2 separate regions of the Homo sapiens genome follow, and region 2 is linked to region 1. The links are chromatin loops, found by intact Hi-C in ENCODE. Cell type or tissue: heart right ventricle. All regions are shown on one strand. Links, peaks and the distances in the headings refer to the core of each region. The heading gives the core; the rest is flanking DNA.

What was found. Hi-C counts contacts between places; a loop is a spot of excess contacts. Peaks named below come from ENCODE experiments on the same cell type or tissue, not always from the same donor. Only the 100,000 strongest peaks of a DNase experiment are listed, where the experiment ranks them.
Region 2: a loop joins it to region 1, with 5 times the contacts of the local background. A loop is called at or near these places in 3 of 110 quality-filtered maps.

What each region holds. Positions count from the first base shown.
Region 1 is chr7:64,044,317-64,047,229 of GRCh38, reverse strand. ZNF727 (zinc finger protein 727) reads right to left here and starts at 1,796. Exons shown (of 4, transcript NM_001159522.3): 1 at 1,606-1,796. The coding sequence starts at 1,608. In heart right ventricle, for the core only: no CTCF peak of the experiment used is centred there; a DNase peak (open chromatin) is centred at 1,819; H3K4me3 peaks cover 2,071 bases; H3K27ac peaks cover 1,679 bases.
Region 2 is chr7:63,983,180-63,986,092 of GRCh38, reverse strand. It overlaps the pseudogene LOC107986731. Among named protein-coding and RNA genes, the nearest start is that of ZNF722, 14 kb to the left of the region's middle. In heart right ventricle, for the core only: no CTCF peak of the experiment used is centred there; no DNase peak of the experiment used is centred there.

The DNA of each region.
Region 1 (2,913 bases), core at 289-2,788:
GAAATTGGAAATGTAGAATTTTCTACAGTCCCTATAACAGTTAGGCTGGGAGAAGTTTTGGATTTGAGACCCTGCTTGCCAAACATTTGAAAATTGCAGACAAAACCAAGGACCCTGTAGAGCATTAAAATAACTAAATAGCTGGCAATTAGGCTGAAATGGCCATGATGCTCTGGGATTCTGCCTAAGGAAACCTAACTACGTCGAAAGAATTTCTTACAAATTACTAACTTTGAGAAAAAAAAAAAAAACACAAAACTTAGGCTTAACCAACCACAAGCTGCCAATAAAGCTCTAAGTACATAACCAGGACATTTCCACCGGATGGGTGCAAATGCAATACATAACTGTAACCAATCAAATACTGAATCTGGTTTGCTTCCTCATACCTCTTACAAAAGCCTTTTGTTCCAAGTCTCTCCTTTGAGCCCCCAAACCATAGTTGGATATTCTCTGATTCATAAATTGCTGTTTGTGCAAATAAACTGTTTGTATTAATCGGTTCTGGCATTACTATAAATGCCTCAGACTGGGTAATTTATAAGAAAGAGGATTAACTGGCTCATGGTTCCACAGGCTGTACAGAAAGCATAACACCAGCATCTGCTTCTGGGGGGGCCCCACCCAGGAAGCTTAAAATCCTGGTGCAAGGTGAAGCAGGAGCTTGAAAAGAAGGCAAGGGGGTTGCTATACACTTTTAAATAAGAACTTCAGGGAACTCAGTCACTATCGAGAGGTCAATACCAAGAGGAATGGTGCTAAACTATTCATGAGAAATTCACGCCCATAATCCAAACACTTTCCACCAGGCCCCACCTCCAACATGGGGTATTACATTTAAATAGGAGAGTTGGGCTGGAAAACACTTCGAAACTATATCCTAAAGATGCCTCAATTTAGGCTACGACAGTGGCTCATGCATGTAATCCCGGCACTTTAGGAGGCCCGAGGGGGGCGGATCACCTGAGCTCCGGAGTTCGAGACCAGGCTGAGCAACATTGCAAAAACCCGTCTCTACCAAACAAACAAAAAACAAAACCACAAAACCAGGCGAGGTGGCGGCGCATGTCTCCCTAGTCCTAGCTACTTGGGGAGCTGGGGTGGGAGGATCATCTGAGCCCAGGAGGTGGAGGCTGCAGTGAGCCGAAATCTTGCCACTGCACTTTAGCCTGGGCACAGAGTGAGACACTGTCTCCAAAATAAATAAATAAAATAAGCCACAATTTTTAAAAGGAGAAAGGAGGGACTGGGGACCCCAAGGCCCACTGCTTCTTCCACGGAGGAACTCCAGACCCTGAATGAGGATTCTCGTCTTATGACGTCCCCGCACAATCTGGAGGAGACTCGGGATTGCGACACAGAGCTGCCCAAAAAGTCTCTGGGCTGGAAAGAAATTCGCGTTTATGGACAAAACAAGACGCTCGGGTTTTGGCTGCAGGCTCAGCTCCTAATCTGCGACGGAGGGAAGTGAGGACTGAACTGTGCCCACGGGGACTCGGAGCTGCTGCAGAGCTGACCGCGAGGCCAAGATCCCACCGCAGCCAGTTCCGACCGGATTCAAACAGCCTCTTCCCCCTTCTCGGGACACCCACTCCGCGCACTCACCATTTCCCAGCCTCCGGATGTTCCGCCTTCTTCCCTATGGATCTCCCAGTACCTGCAGGTCACAGGATAACAGGGGCTATGGTGGAGTCACCGAGGAGCTAATGGAGCGGAAGAGATGGAATAGTACAGACGGGTACTGGACTCAGAGCCTAGAAGCTAGGAGACGAAGGCCTTGCCATATTGAAGAGCCCGCCTCTTCCTCTCTAGCTGCGCACCTGATTGGGCAGTTTTCACGCTAGCACCACTGATTGGCTGGGGTTCTCCGCCCCACACATTTAGACCCTGATCGACAGGAGATGTAATGAGACACTGGGCTGAATGAGGAAAGAGTGACAGGTTTTTGCCTGCAGCATGTTCAGGCAGCGATTTCTCCTTGTGTTGGGGGCCTGGCCCTGCCTGAGGGACATTTGTATTTAACGTTGTATATAAGATTATATCACTTTCTGATTATATTTACGTGTGTGTATATCAATTTCTGAATTATAGTTATGTGTATGCTGCAGGCCCTGTCTCAGCATCCTGTCTTTCCCTTTAGTTGCAGGAGATCAAAGTCCTCCAGGAGATGCAGCTGCACCAGCTGGCTGCAGACAATTATCACCTTCAGTCTGTGAAGCAATTTTGGGTCTGCTTCCAATTAATGGAGTGTCTCAGTGAGACTGAGAGGTGAGGGCCTAGCAGATTGGTTAGTGCCACTCACCCAGACCTCCCAAAACACCCTGTTTCTTTCCCACCAAAGCTGAGCCTGCCTGAGGACCTAAACAAGCATGGAGAACGAAGATGGGACCCTAGTCAGGGATAGTGCTGGGCTGTGGGGTAAAGTCAGCTGGGTCAGTGCCTCCAGGTGTGGGAAGGAGCCGGCCTCTTCTCTAGGGCCCTGGGCAAGTCACTGCCCTCTTTGGGCCTCTGTTTTCTTATCCAAAAAATGTAGGGATGATGAGACTGAGAGGGGCTAATGATGAGCTTCAAAGGAGAAAAGAACTTTGAGAGTGCTTGTGCCTGGCTCTTCCTGAGATGATGAGAACAATGGTGACAGCTACATATAACTGAGTCCTCACAAGGCCCAGTGAGGTAGGTGGTTCCCATCACACTTTCAAGTTGAGAAAACAGTCTCAGGGAGGCCTGGCTGCATGCCCAAGGTTCCACATACAGGGAGTGTTGGAGCAGGGAGTCAATCTAGAATCAGAACTTACTGGAGATGACAGGAGCATTGGACCAGCTTACTCACACCAGTTATCCAGGATACCAGGTCAGTGTAACTGGGCATAACTGGGTGAAGGGAGCATAGTATCACTGACCTTTTCTTTGACT
Region 2 (2,913 bases), core at 148-2,647, 61 kb after region 1:
TTAATTTTTTGCTTTTATGTGTTTGTGTCTGTTACAGGTTTTTTTATTTGAGGTTACCACAAGGCTTGCAAATAACATCTTATAACCCATTTCAACTAATGGCAACTTAACATATTGTAAAAAAGAACAAACGAAAAAGAAAAGAGGAAACAAATAAAAAATACACTTTAACTTTATTCCTCCACTTTTTAACTTTGTTGTTTCTTTCTTTCTTTCTTTCTTTTTTTAAGATGGAGTTTCACTCTTGTTGCCCAGGCTGGAGTGCAATGGCATGATGTTGGCTCACCACAAACTCTGCCTCTGGGGTTCAAGCAATTCTCCTGCCTCAGCCTTCCAAGTAGCTGGGATTACAGGCATGTGCTACCACGCCAGGCTTATTTTGTATTTTTAGTAGAGATGGGGTTTCACCATGTTGGTCAGGCTGGTCCCAGACTCCAGACCTCAGATGATTTGCCCTACTTAGCCTCTCAAAGTGCTGGGATTACAGGCATGAGCCACTGCGCCTGGCTTTTTGTTTCTATTTATATCTTATTATACTGTCTGTGTCTTGAACTTGCTATGGTTAGTATTTTTAATAACTTCAACAGCCTCAAATGGAAATGTAAGAGTTATGGCCTTAAAGAGGAGGTAGAGAAAGAGTTATTGTTTTTTAATAACTATACAAGTCACTATAGAATAATCTTTCAGTCTTTTCAAAATAGCAATAGTTTACACACCACATTTGCAATGCTATGAAATTCTGTGTTTGTGCACTTAATATTACCAGTGAGTTTTGTACCAGATGCTTGCTTGTAGCTCATTAATGTTTTTTTCCTTTAGATTAAAATACTCCCTTTAGCATTTTTTGTAGGACAGGCCTGATGTTAATAAAATCCGTGTGTGTGTGTGTGTCTAGAAAGGTTTTTATTTCCCCTTCATGTGTGAAGGATATTTTTGCTGGATATATTATTCTAGATAAAAGTCTTTTCCTTCAGCACATTAAGTATATCATGCCACTATCTCCTGACCTCTAAGGTTTCCACTGAAGAGTCCGCGGTCAAACATTGGTTTGTCTGTTTGAATGCTGTCTGTTTCTTTTCTCTTGCTGCTTTTAGGACTCTTTATCTTTACCCTTTGGGAGGCTATTATTAAAGGCCTTCAGGTAGTCTTATTTAAGTTAATTGTGCTTCATTTCTATAACCTTCTTGTACTTGAATATTAATATCTTTCTCTAGGTATGAGAAGTTCTCATTATCCCTTTGAATAAACTTTCTATCCTGAACTCTCTCTCTCCCTCCTCTTTAAGATCATAACTCAGAGTTGCCCTCTTGAGGATATTTTCTACATCTCATAAGCATGTTTTATTGTTTGTTAATTTTTTGTCTCCTCTGACTGAATATTTTCAAATAGTCTGTGTTCAAACTCATTAATTCTCCTGCTTGATCAATTCTGCTGTTAAGAGACTGATGCATTCTTCAATGTCATTTGAGTTTTTCAGCACCAGAATTTTGTCTTGATTTTTCAAAATAATTTTAATTAACTTGTTAAATTTACCAGATCAGATTCTGAATTTCTTTTTGGTGTTATCTTGAATTTTATTGAGCTTTCTCAAAACAGCTATTTTGAATTCTCTCTCTGAAAGGTTACATGTCTCTGTCACTAGGAATTGCACACTGGTGCCTTATTTAGTTCATTTAATGAGGTTGTGTTTTTCTGGATAGTCTTAATTTTTGTGGATGTTCATTGATGTCTGGGCATTAATGAGTCAGGTATTTATTTTAGTCTTTGCATTCTGGGCTTTTTTTTTTAACCTGTCCTTCTTAGAAGGGCTTTCTAAGTATTCAAACAAAACAGTGTTGTAATCTAAGTCTTCAGTCATTGCAGTCATATCTGCATTAAGGGACTCCCCAACCCCAGTAACACAGCAAGGCTTGCAGACTTGTAGAAGTGCCACCTTGGTGGTCTTAGGTAAGATCTAAAAGAGTTCCTGGATTACCAGGCAGGGACTCTTTTTCTCTTTCCTTACATTCTACCAAATAAATGGAGTCTCTCTCATGCTGAGCTGCCCAGAGCTGGGGTAGGGGTGACACAAGTGCCCTGTCGCCACCATCACTAGGACTGCACTGGGTGCAACTCAAAGCCAGCACAAGACTGAGTCTCACACAGGCCCACAGTGACCACTGACTAGCTACCACTGATATTCACTCAAGGCCCATGTTCTCTTCAGTCAGGAGGTGGTAAATCCTGCCAGGCTTATGTCCTTTTCTTCAGGGCAGTGAGCTTTCTTACCCACCCTGGGCTGGGGCATAACAAAATGCCATCTGGTAGCCAGAACATGGAGTCAGGAACCTTAGGCATTTACTTGGTGCCCTATTTTACTGTGGCTTAGCTGGCACTGAGGCCAGGAGACAACATCCTTCCTACTCTTCCCTTTCCTTTCTCAAGCATAAGAAGCCACTCCCTGTGGCCACCACCACCCAAAGCCCACAGCAAGTACTTCCAGGCTTCTGCTGGTATTTACTGAGGACCCAAGGGCCCTTCAGTCAGCTTGTGGTGAATTCTGACAGGCCTGCATCTCTTCCTTCAAAACAGTAGGCTCCTCTCTGGCCCAGGGTGGTTCCAGAAATGCCATTGAGGAGCCAAGGCCAAAAACCATGGACCTCAGGAGCCCTCTTGTTACTCTACTCCACTGTGGCTGAGTTGGTAACCAAGCTTCAAGACAAAGTCCCCTTTCCTCTTCCCTCTCTCTTCTTCAAGCAAGGAGTCTCTCCACATGGCTGCCACAGCTTGAATTGCACTGGGTCATACCTGAAGCCAGCACAGCTCTGGGTCTCACCCAAGCCTGCAGCAAGTACTACCTGATTACTGCTAACATTTATTCAAGGCCCAAGGGCTCTTTAGTCAGCAGGTGATGAATCCTGCCAGGACTAAGTC